Linked DNA regions of Homo sapiens: regions 1, 3 and 4 are each linked to region 2. Evidence: chromatin contacts called from ENCODE Hi-C or POLR2A ChIA-PET data. All regions are on one chromosome and are shown on one strand. Each heading gives the region's core, a stretch centred on a gene start or an enhancer-like site at or near the end of the contact. The rest is flanking DNA. Distances are from core to core; before and after follow the strand shown. Region 1 overlaps RB1 (RB transcriptional corepressor 1). Region 2 holds the start of PHF11 (PHD finger protein 11). Region 3 holds the start of RB1-DT (RB1 divergent transcript). Region 4 holds the start of RNASEH2B (ribonuclease H2 subunit B).

Evidence for each region. A loop is a pair of places that touch in the nucleus more often than their neighbours do. ChIA-PET counts read pairs that join two places held with the same protein, here RNA polymerase II (POLR2A). Pooled maps may share reads with other maps.
Region 1: a loop to region 2 is called in a pooled map, with 2.3 times the contacts of the local background. The contact joins the enhancer-like site here to the promoter of PHF11 in region 2. A Hi-C loop is called at or near these places in 3 of 50 pooled maps.
Region 3: a loop to region 2 is called in a map of CD8-positive, alpha-beta T cell, with 6 times the contacts of the local background. The contact joins the promoter of RB1-DT here to the promoter of PHF11 in region 2. A Hi-C loop is called at or near these places in 1 of 168 maps with a recorded cell type or tissue (CD8-positive, alpha-beta T cell) and 7 of 50 pooled maps. POLR2A ChIA-PET finds 5 or more read pairs at or near these places in 1 of 52 experiments (activated naive CD4-positive, alpha-beta T cell).
Region 4: a map of B cell shows a loop between it and region 2 (3-fold over the local background). The contact joins the promoter of RNASEH2B here to the promoter of PHF11 in region 2. A Hi-C loop is called at or near these places in 2 of 168 maps with a recorded cell type or tissue (B cell and CD8-positive, alpha-beta T cell) and 7 of 50 pooled maps.

The regions. Positions count from the first base shown.
Region 1 is chr13:48,400,341-48,403,109 of GRCh38, forward strand. The region is part of intron 17 of RB1 (RB transcriptional corepressor 1); the gene reads left to right. It also overlaps a transcript of LPAR6 not described here. Among named protein-coding and RNA genes, the nearest start is that of LPAR6, 11 kb to the right of the region's middle. Within about 2 kb of position 1,336, at least 10 of the 41 ENCODE cell types and tissues checked have a DNase peak (open chromatin) inside an H3K27ac peak, as active enhancers do.
Region 2 is chr13:49,494,523-49,497,222 of GRCh38, forward strand. It overlaps PHF11 (PHD finger protein 11), which reads left to right and starts at 1,431. Exons shown (of 10, transcript NM_001040443.3): 1 at 1,431-1,573. The coding sequence starts at 1,480. The region is part of intron 12 of SETDB2-PHF11 (SETDB2-PHF11 readthrough); the gene reads left to right. SETDB2 (SET domain bifurcated histone lysine methyltransferase 2) reads left to right here. Exons shown (of 14, transcript NM_001160308.3): 14 at 1-481. RefSeq lists enhancers at 237-922, 1,233-1,472, 1,963-2,012 and a silencer at 1,493-1,772.
Region 3 is chr13:48,302,256-48,305,085 of GRCh38, forward strand. It overlaps RB1-DT (RB1 divergent transcript), which reads right to left and starts at 1,447. Exons shown (of 3, transcript NR_046414.2): 1 at 1,036-1,447; 2 at 84-237. It overlaps RB1 (RB transcriptional corepressor 1), which reads left to right and starts at 1,496. Exons shown (of 27, transcript NM_000321.3): 1 at 1,496-1,794. The coding sequence starts at 1,658. RefSeq lists enhancers at 624-1,349, 1,350-2,073, 2,148-2,197, 2,438-2,507 and a silencer at 1,648-1,937.
Region 4 is chr13:50,908,146-50,911,098 of GRCh38, forward strand. It overlaps RNASEH2B (ribonuclease H2 subunit B), which reads left to right and starts at 1,646. Exons shown (of 11, transcript NM_024570.4): 1 at 1,646-1,995. The coding sequence starts at 1,932. RNASEH2B-AS1 (RNASEH2B antisense RNA 1) reads right to left here and starts at 2,567. Exons shown (of 3, transcript NR_046552.1): 1 at 2,338-2,567. RefSeq lists silencers at 1,461-1,890, 1,901-2,140, 2,351-2,400.

The DNA.
Region 1 (2,769 bases), core at 86-2,585, 1.1 Mb before region 2:
TCCTGTGTCCACAAAACTGGTTGGTGACAGAGCCAGAATTTTAACTCAGGCTATCTGGTTCCAGAGACTATACTTTTAGCCTCTATGTTGCCTTTTAGTGTATATTAGTTTACTGTTTGGTATGTGCATTGTCATGATTCGTTTATTTGCTCATGTTTTATCTGTGTTTGTATTTTTGTGTTTGTGAGTGTTACTATGCTATGGCAAAAAGGGCCTAGACTTTGAATTAGCGGATCTTACTTAATATTCACAGAAGCCTGGAAGTGTAAACACTGCTATCCCTATTTTATAGATAAAGAGACCTGAGGTCCAGAGATGTCATGTAACTTGCTTTGGTGTGGTTCTGAACAAATTATGTCTCTGTATCTCAGGTTTCCTTGTATGTAAAATAGGGATAACTTTCAGTTGTTGTGAGGAATAAATGAGCATTTATGAGAATAGTAATTAGAAACATAACAATTAATTGTTAGTACCCTTCATTCCTTTTCCTCTGCTATACAGTGATTTCATAAGAACAGAGAACCGAGGATTCAGTTACACAGTATTAACCTGTTTATCTTGGCTTACTATAAGTACAGAGAATTTTTCTCTTCTCTTGAGGCACCCCTCCTCCCCCATCACCTTCTCAAAATGGAAAAAGTTCAGGGGGAAAAGGCATCATGGGACTCCAGCATTGTTAAGTATGGGCAGTGTTCACTGTTATATTACAGTTGGAATTTGTTATGTTGCTTTAGTTATGAATCATGTCAGTAATTACCCTGAGGGTGGTGTTAGTTCACTATTCAAGTACAAACAAGAAGGGAAGTAGCAATGGTAGAAGAATAGCTAGGACATACTCTCTGTACCTAACCTGTGGGATGGAAGCACATATACTCTTATTCAGAGAATTTTATAAAGAGTCATGATGTTAGATAATTACTTGAATTTAGTTTTAGAATTTTCAGTTTGTAAACTTACAGTCAAATCTTAACTGGAATTGTGAGGAAGGGCTCTAGAATTCTGGATATGCAAGAAACAAAGAAGAGAAATAGGAGAAATCGATCCTAATTAGTGTGGCTTCTGAATTTCTGCAGCAAAATAAAAGGCTGTTATTAATTATTGAGTTTACTAAAATTTTAGAACTACTCTAAGGCAATTATGCTTCAATCATCTAAGCTTACTTACCTTTAATTATAAAATAGAACAACTTTTTGGCATTTCATTTTTCCAACTATTTATAGCATGTTTTAAAAACTCTGAACTGTCACGACCCAGTCTGTTTCAACATACACATTTGTGGTCCTTGGTGTTGTTACTAATTTACTTAATTGGGTCTTCATATTTTCAGCTTTTCTCAGAAATGGCCAAATATCAAAGGTATTTTTGGTGTCTTCCTGTAAGTGCTAGATTTAGAACATGATAAGGAAACGTAGAATAGGAAACAGCTGGATTTGTTTCTTAGCCTTTTCAAAAAAGCCTTTTCTTACTTTGCTAAGTTTCAGTGGTTCTTATCTCCACTAAATATAACAACAAATTTATCTTTAAGATTTTGATTATATTCCTTAAGAATTCTTCAAAGACTAACATAAATCTGTCTTGCTATCTTTTAAGTCTGGTCATTTTATCATTATGCCCTTTTCTTATTTTAAGATAATTTAATTGTCTAAAAGTTTTTAAATTTACATATTAAGTAATGATAGTTTTTATATTAGGTTTTATCATTTAGTTTTTTTCTTTTAAACATTAAGATGAAAAAGGTGGAGAAGTGAAATTACTTGTCTTTTACATGAGTCATAAACAAAAATGAACATAGGATACACTAATCCAATACTGAACTTACTATCTGTTCTTGAAAATATAATTTTTTTGCATTATCTTTTTCATAGGAATATCAGACACCTTTAATAGTGTACACTTTTAGATTGGCATCTGATTTAGTTGAACCCACATATTTTAACGGGGTCTTCTGAAAATAAACGTTTGCACATTTCAGTTCCAATGAAGAACAAATGGCCTGGGGAAGGGATGGAGAGTGGTAAAGAAATCCCTTGTAGAAAACCTTTTTTTTTTTTTAAACAGATGAGTCTCACTCTGTTTTCCCAGGCTGGAGTGCAATGACACAATCATAGCTCACTGAAGCCTTGAACTCTTGGGCTCAAGTGATCCTCCCACCTCAGCCTCCTTAGTAGATGTGACTACAGGTGTGAGCCAACACACCCAGCTAATTTTTTTTATTCTTTGTAGAGACGGGGTCTTGCTGTTGCCCAGGCTGGTCTCAAACTCCTAGACTCAAGTGATCCTATTGCTTTGGCTTCCCAAAGTGCTGGGATTAGTCATGAGCTGCCACTCTTGGCCTACAGAAACTATTTATATGTGTCCTTTGCTTTATTTTTCTTTAAATGCAGGTCCATTTTTTCCCCTCGTTTTAGGTAGCTAAGATTATATTGAATCATGTGTGTTTCAGTCTTTGTCATCTCAGGAAGTCTTATGAGACCACAACATAAAGTATAGTAATTTTTGTCCAATAATTTTGGCCATTAGCAAAAATTACCTATATGACATATAAATCAAATGGTATAATTTTTTAGTGCTAAGTCTTAAGTAGTATTCATTTTTATTTAAATAAATTGCTTCTGTTCGTAAAGTACTATATATAAAACCTTTTTACCTTTTTTATATATAAAACCTATGATTCATAGGTTTTATGTCCTATTAAAATATGAGCTAACAATAATTGGTAAAATTAGTTGGAAAATTATCAGTTTTAAAAGAAAATTAAATTGAAGGTTA
Region 2 (2,700 bases), core at 181-2,680:
TTTTACTATGACCTACCTGAGCTATCTTGCTGGGGAACACCCTAATGTCAGTCTCTTTATAAAGGGCCTTTCATTTTGGCCTGGCAAGAAATACTCTTTCATCCTCCTGCATGGAGGGCAAAAAAAAATTTAAAAATTGGCTGCTAGGGTCTGTCTGCTCACTTCCCTGTTTTGCAGACCCCACACTCTTCTGCAATTCATTTCATAGTTGTCAAGACTATACAAATTGTCCTTTTTAATGTTCTCTCTTCTGCTATCCCTAGTTGGCAGTCTTCCTCTTTACAACCTGCTGAAAGTGGAAGACCTCCAGTTTTCCTTTAATTCCTCAGCAAACCACCAACTATTATATGTCTTTTTTCCAGAACAACTTATTTTTTAACTATAATTATATGCATTTATGTTAGATTCACTGAAAACCTCATCTTGTATGGTGCTCTGTACCCTATGGGTGCTAAATAAAGGCTTGCTACTGGCAACTGGATTTAGGATCGGCTAATTCTGCGTCCTTTTAAGATATGCTTATTTAAGCCAAACTCGGTATGATAATTTTTTTTTTTTTTTTTTTTTTTTTGAGAGGGAGTCTGGCTCTGTCGCCTAGGCAGGAGTGCAGTGGCGCGATCTTGGCTCACTGCAACCCCCGCCTCCCGGGTTCAAGCGATTCTCCTGCCTCAGACTCCCGAGTAGCTGGGATTACAGGCGCCCGCCACCAAGCCCGGCTAATTTTTGTATTTTTAGTAGAGACGGGGTTTCACCATGTTGACCAGGCTGGTCTCGAACTCCTGACCTCGTGATTCGCCCACCTCGGCCTCCCAAAGTCCTGGAACTACAGGCGTGAGCCACCGCGCCCACCCGGCCAGTATGATAGTTTTTAGGAGGAACCCTCAGGAGAGTGATTGTTTCTCCCGCTGTGTTGTGGGGGGTGGAGTAGGGAAGCCTGGCGTTTGGGGTTTTTTTGTTTGTTTGTTTTTTGTGTGTGTTTGTTTGTTTGTTTGTTTTGAGACGGAGTCCCGCTCTGTAGCCCAGGCTGGAGTGTAGTGGCGCGATCTCGGCTCACTGCAAGCCCCGCCTCCCGATTCAAGCGATTCTCATGCCTCAGTGTCTGGAGTAGCTGGGATTACAGGCACCCGCCACCATGCCCAGCTAATTTTTGTATTTTTAGTAGAGACGGGGTTTCACCATGTTGGTTAGGCTGGTGTTGAACTCCTGACCTCGTGATCCGCCCTCCTCGGCCTCCCAAAGTGCTGGGATTACAGGCGTGAGCCACTGCTCCCGGCGTTTGGGTTTTTTAAGCTATTCAAATTAAGACTAGACTGGAATCTGGAGCAGTGTGTGTGACAACCCCTCTCTGCACACCCAACTTTCCCCGGGCCGGCTAGTGACTCAAAGCGACAGCCCAGATTTAAGAAAACGAAACCTAGTGCAGCTGGGGCACTTCCGGGATCTCGCTATCCGGCCGCCACCCGCAGCTGCAGCACAGTCATGGCCCAGGCGTCGCCGCCCCGGCCCGAGAGGGTGCTCGGCGCCAGCAGCCCGGAGGCCCGGCCCGCGCAGGAGGCGCTCCTCCTTCCCACCGGTGTGTACCGCGGGGGCGGGCGGGCGGGCGGGCGGGGCTGGGCAGCGACGGGCCCGGTCAAGGGGCCTGCCTTCCGGTCGTGGCCGCATGGGGGCCCGACCTGCCCCTACTCCGGGCCGGGGCCCTAGACGCCGGGGCGGCGCTGGACGAACTTGGCTCACCACTCGCGTGCCTGTTGGTGGGGGAGGGGGCCAGAGGACAGGGCGCGGCCCAGGCCAGTTCCACAGGTGGCTCTGACTGCCCATGGTTTCGCGCGAGTGGTGGGCACGCTTCGGTTTACCTCCCCCGCGGGTGACAGCCCAGTGCTTCCACCACAACCGATGTCAACTCTCCTAGCGCCCCTCCGCTCACCGGTAAACCAGGACAGTGGAGGGGCGCCCTGATGCGGTGAGGCAGGGGGCGGCCCTGAGGGAAGAGCTGGGTCTCACGTTCACGGAGGACGTGACTGGAACCCGTCTCCCCTTCTCCAGTCGTTCCAGTCCTCCCCGGCCCTCTACTTGAGTGGGTGGGTCTTCTGATGGGTTCCTGCCCTTGCGTGTGTGTATAGCTCCAAACGGTGTGCCAGGCTCAGGGCAAGGTCCTGAGCATACAAAGATGAGTTAGGCAGACCCTGCCCTAGAGACTCTACTAGGCAACTTTAATGAGGAGGTCAGAACCACAGAGGTACAGATGAGAGACTCCTGACTCCCAGTCTTCAGGGAAAGCTTTTTGAGGAGAGGATGGCTGGGCTTACCCTTTTTTTTTTTTTTTTTTTTTGAGAGGAGTTTCACTCTTGTTGCCCAGGCTGGAGTGCAAAGGCGCTATCTCGGCCCACTGCAACCTCTGCCTCCCGGGTTCAAGCGATTCTCCTGCCTCAGCCTCCCGAGTGGATGGGATTACAGGCATGTGCCACCACGCCCAGCTAATTTTGTATTTTTAGTAGAGAGGGTTTCTCCATGTTTCATGGGCTTACCTTTAAAGGGCAAGACTCAGCCAAAGGTGGAAAAGTTGAAGGGGTGTTCCCAGCAGAGAGGATGACACAAAGGCACCAAACCACAAAACGTCACACGTAAACATCATACGTGGCAACCACAAGCCAATCAGTTGGATATTTCATTCATTGGTATACATATGGACTGTAAGGTAAG
Region 3 (2,830 bases), core at 197-2,696, 1.2 Mb before region 2:
TACACATCCTCACATATGTCATAATATGCAGATAAAAAGATAATCCCTTATACAACTTGCTGGGATAAACTCAGGAGGCTTACAGCCATGACCTGCTTGAAGGTTCTTCCTGCCTTAGACCTTGCTCAGCTGCTCCAGGATGAGGGGATTTACATCACAGCACAACTGTATTTTATTCACAGCATAAACCATCTCTTTCCTTCTCAGTTGACGAGTTCAGATGGGCAATAACAGTGTCTGCCAAAGAGAAAAAAAAATGTATTCAAACTAGATAATCTATTGGTACAAATACCGAGACACAGAAGTGATAACAGCTTTAAGCCAATGTTTGATGGTGGTAGTCCCAGCAAGCTCTTTTCTGATGTCTTTGTGCCTTTGCACATGCTCCTTCTCTGTCACTGTTTTCTTCATCAAACATAATATAATGGACAAGTGGAATCAAATAGAATTGAGTTCAAATTCTCTGCTACCCATCGGCCCTGGTATTGGACAAATTAACTCCTCTGAGCCTGTTTCCTCATCTGCAACGTAGACTAGCTAATACTACCCATTGGAAAGCGTTGTTTCTTAGCTAATGCATGCAAGGCTTAAAACCTAGATGACGGGTTGATAGGTGCAGCAAACCTCCATGGCATACGTATGCCTATGTAACAAACCTACACGTTCTGCACTTGTATCCCGGAACTTAAAGTAAAAAAAAAAAAAAAAAAAGAAAAGAAAGAAAGAAAAAGAAAAAAAAGGCTGTTTCTGGGGATTAAATAAGACAATTATGTAAGGTGGCCAGCACAGTTCCTGGTACATAGTAAATGTCAGGCCTGCCTGACAGACTTCTATTCAGCAGCTACTGCTCCCCTGAAAATCTTCCTCAGACGTTTCCACGGTGCTTCCCGTTCTTACACCACTACAATCCTTTATTACACTACTATCCGTTCATTCCCCACAGCTCCCTCCCTTCCTTTCCCTAACCAGTGATCCCAAAAGGCCAGCAAGTGTCTAACATTTTCTATCTTCTAAGTGACTGGTAAAGTTCCGCACCTATCAGCGCTCCAAGTTTGTTTTTGTTTTGGCCGACTTTGCAAAACGGATTGGGCGGGATGAGAGGTGGGGGGCGCCGCCCAAGGAGGGAGAGTGGCGCTCCCGCCGAGGGTGCACTAGCCAGATATTCCCTGCGGGGCCCGAGAGTCTTCCCTATCAGACCCCGGGATAGGGATGAGGCCCACAGTCACCCACCAGACTCTTTGTATAGCCCCGTTAAGTGCACCCCGGCCTGGAGGGGGTGGTTCTGGGTAGAAGCACGTCCGGGCCGCGCCGGATGCCTCCTGGAAGGCGCCTGGACCCACGCCAGGTTTCCCAGTTTAATTCCTCATGACTTAGCGTCCCAGCCCGCGCACCGACCAGCGCCCCAGTTCCCCACAGACGCCGGCGGGCCCGGGAGCCTCGCGGACGTGACGCCGCGGGCGGAAGTGACGTTTTCCCGCGGTTGGACGCGGCGCTCAGTTGCCGGGCGGGGGAGGGCGCGTCCGGTTTTTCTCAGGGGACGTTGAAATTATTTTTGTAACGGGAGTCGGGAGAGGACGGGGCGTGCCCCGACGTGCGCGCGCGTCGTCCTCCCCGGCGCTCCTCCACAGCTCGCTGGCTCCCGCCGCGGAAAGGCGTCATGCCGCCCAAAACCCCCCGAAAAACGGCCGCCACCGCCGCCGCTGCCGCCGCGGAACCCCCGGCACCGCCGCCGCCGCCCCCTCCTGAGGAGGACCCAGAGCAGGACAGCGGCCCGGAGGACCTGCCTCTCGTCAGGTGAGCGAGCAGAGCCGCCGTCGCCTCACGCGGGAAGGGCGCCCCGGGTGTGCGTAGGGCGGGCGCCAAGGCGGCTCGGCGGGGATCCGTCCTCGCCAGGGGCCGGGTCCCGGCGGGAGGAGGCGCCCTCCCTGCCCCCCGCCACGGCGGAGCGTCTGCAGAATGGTGACAGGATTCTGGGTTCTTGGGCGAGGGGTCTCGGCTTCAACTTGACAGGTGTCGGGCGGGTGGGGCTAGGGTCCTGAGCGAAGTGACAGGTGCAGTTCCCTCTTGTGAGGCTCGGAGGCAGAGGGTCGTTGCGAGCGTCCATCAGACGCAAAAAATGAAAAATAAAAATACAAAAATGGTGTCTGTGGGAGAGTTTTTCACCGGAGAATTGGAGTACTCCGGTGGTCGTCTGACTTTCTGTTTTGGTTCACGCGATGCAACAGTTGGGAAGTATTTTCTTCCGGGCGTGCACTGCATCTGAAGTCCATTTGTGGGAGAGGCCGACCAGAAAGCCTTGGACAAGAAGCGCAGGGTCCTGAGTGTCCATTGCCCACAGGATACTCGGCTCAGGAGCTTTGCGGCGTTTCCTTAGAACAATAATGCATCGAGGCCTTGGGGACTCAAAGCCATCTGTAGTGATTGATGGAGCGTAACTCTTTAGAGGAACTGAAACATGGGCAAAACTTTCATGAGACATTTACCAGAAGTGCTTGAAAGTTTCTAAACTTTTTTTTTTCCTGTTTGATGAACTCTTCTTGCGTGTTAGTCGGCTTCGGCTTGTCTCATTATTTCTTCCATTTTGCCTTTTGACTTTGAACCAGCAAGGATCTTGGTGTCCCCTCTTTTTGCCTTTGTTTTTGGCACAAAATTAGTGGTTCTGTGCGCAAATGGAAATTTTCGTTTTCCCTTATTAAGTGGAATCTAAATTTAAGCAAGTCCATACGAATGCACTAGATCTTGAAGGGAAGTATTTATTGTATTACAACATCTTACTTTTCTTGATTTTTCTACTTTATGGTTAAATAGCTATGATTGAAAGAGTGTAATT
Region 4 (2,953 bases), core at 396-2,895, 1.4 Mb after region 2:
GAAGGTCCCCTCCTTATGAGTCACTTAGTAGCTGCAAGAGTAGTGATGCTGGCATACTGTGAGAATTGTTCTATTTTATTATTATTGTTGTTCATCTCTTACTGGGCCTAATTTTCAAATTAAACTTTATCACAGATATACATGCAAAGGAAAAAACAGTATATTAGGGTTTGGTACTATTTGCGGTTTTAGGCCTTCACTGGGGGTTTTGGATCCCATCCTACAGGAATAATGGGGTGCTCCTGTAGCTGTTAGTAAGACGATGGTGTGCCTGGGGATTTGTGCTATACACCACAGCATCTTCTACAGTCGTTTTGGGGGAGAGGGAAGATCAGAGCAGTACCAATCTGCTGCTCCTTGCCCCAAAACTGGCAAGAGGCGCCTTTCCTCAGCCAGAAAGGCCTCTTCTCCACCAGCTGTGTCCTGCAATCAACTGCAGCTGTATTGGTCTCACCCCATGGGAAACAGGTTTGAAGTTAAAAACCTTTTCAGAGGGCCGAGATAAATTTAGTGCTGCTAAATTTAACTATCTTCAAGATTAAACATGAAAAGCAAAGTGCATGAGTTATGTATATTATTCTTTCAATTGTGCAAAAATAAGACATTAACTTGTTTTTGCATGGAAAAATTCTGCAAGAATAGAGAAGAAATGTTAACAGTTACCCCTGGGATCTGGGATAAAAGAGATACATCATGCTTTTCTTTAAAAAAAAAAAAAATAGGTTTTTGTGGATTTTTTTGTTTTTGTTTTTTTTGACAGAGTCCAGCTCTGTAGCCCAGGCCAGAGTGCAGTGGTGGGATCTCGGTTCACTGCAACCTCCATCTCCTGGGTTCAAGTGATTCTTGTGCCTCAGCCTCCGTAGTAGCTGGGATTACAGATGTGCACCACCACACCCAGCTAATTTTTGTATTTTCAGTAGAGACGGAGTTTCACCTTGTTGGTCAGGCTGGTCTCCAGCTCCTGACCTCAGGCGATCCGCCCGCCTCGGCCTCCCAAAGTGCTGGGATTACAGGCCTGAGCCACTGCGCCTGGCCCGTGCTTTTCTCTAAAGTATGAAAGGAATATGTACTTTCTTCTTAAAAACCATGTACCAAACAACACTTTTCAATTAAAATGTTATTTTTAAAAGTTTAAATCCCCAAATTTCATGGCTCTAACTTTTTAAACATCACTTTTTAAATAAATGTCTAAGTTTTTAACTCAGTATACAGCGTTCTCCAAAACAACAAATTCATATTCTGAGCCCAAAACTGTGCACCTCTTTTAGTGATGAGGACGGAGTCCAAATTGAGGACATCCCTTGTAGCTCACAATGCACACATATTCTCACATCAATAGCAACACAGAATGCAACTGATGACCAATATATATTCACAAATAATTGAGGACCATGGCTAAGAGTTGCATTCGGATTCCGATGTGACTGCTATTGTCCTTAACACGGACTAGCTCCAGGTGAGTCCCCCGGCCCCGGGGGTGTGGCGGGCGTCACCCGTTGTCCGGGCACACACCCCGCAGACCCAATCCTAGCCCGCTGGCTAGACCATGGAGGGCCGCTGGGTGCAGCCACAGAGCGCGGGGCCCCGGCGACCCCGCCCCGCTCCGCGTCACTCGGCGCCCTGCGGCGCGCGATGAGCACCTACCACTAGCGGAGCCGCGAGGGAGAGGCCGCGGCCCCTTCCCGTTGCCTGCGGCCACCGGCCGGCATTCAGAGCCCCTCGCCTGGCGCTAAATTTAAAAACGTAACACGAGCAGCAGGCTGGTCTCGGAAACGAAACGAAATTCGGTCCCTGGGCCTCCTCCCGGGCGCTGCCGGTCCCTCAGCGCGCCGCGCCACCCGGAACAGACCCTTCTCCCGCCATTTTCGGCGGGGCTGGGAGACTGAGGCCCGCGGCGCTGAGCCTGCGGCGCCCCGGAAGAGGCGGGCGGCATGGCCGCTGGCGTGGACTGCGGGGACGGGGTTGGCGCCCGGCAGCACGTGTTCCTGGTTTCAGGTAAACACGCGCGCCCGGGCGGCGGGGTCGGCCCAAGAACTGGCGGAGCGGCCCGCGACCCCGGGCGCGCCGCCCCCCACCCCGGTGGCTCCCACTACCCGGCCCGGCGCGGGATGGGATTCTCTCTGGGACAGCTGGCCCCGCATTTTGGTCACACGTCATAGCAAGCCGCGGTTTTCAAACCCGGAAGCGCCGAAAAGGACCGAGCGTGTTTCCCGGGCCCTGATCCCCGGTGGCTCGGGTGGGAGGGTGGAAGCCGACTCAGCCTGAGGGGAGCCACGCGGGTTCGCGGTCACCGGTGCGCTGCGGGCCCCGGAGGTTTCTGCCCTTGGTGTCCCCTACCTGGCAGCTGGCCCTGCTTCTGTGATCCTACTGGGTTGGAACCAGGGATCCAGTAGGCTCGAAGTGGCCTCAGACGGTGCGCAGTTTTAAGAAAGCAAAGGGACAGGCCTGCAGTGGCGAGGCAGGAGGGAAGCGGGATGGGAGTCGCGGTTAGGCCAAGGGTAGTTCAAAGCGATTCAGCAGGATGATGACCACAGGAGTGCTGGAGCCGGGCCTTTCAGCCCCCGTGTGGATGATGACCGGCCATCCAGGACATGCGAGGGCTTGGGACAGTGGACAGCCAGTGCCACACAAGGAAGGACCGATTAAATGACACAGTTAAAGGAATTTGGCCTAGGGAGTGCAAGCCAGAAAGGTTTGGTCTTTTTATATATGTAACATTGGAAAAAAGGAACATCTCCTGTTCCCTGTATTAAGTTTTGACTTTAGCTCAGCAAATGCAGTGTTTGTGGCAGTAAATATACTCTGATAACAATATTCTTTCCCAGGAATTTAGAGTTTTATGATGGTTATTGAAAATGTTTACATGACAGGCTGTCAATAATATTTTTTGCCTCTAAAAATAAAACATACATAAAGTGTACGGATTTTAAGTATGCAACTCACTGAACTTTTC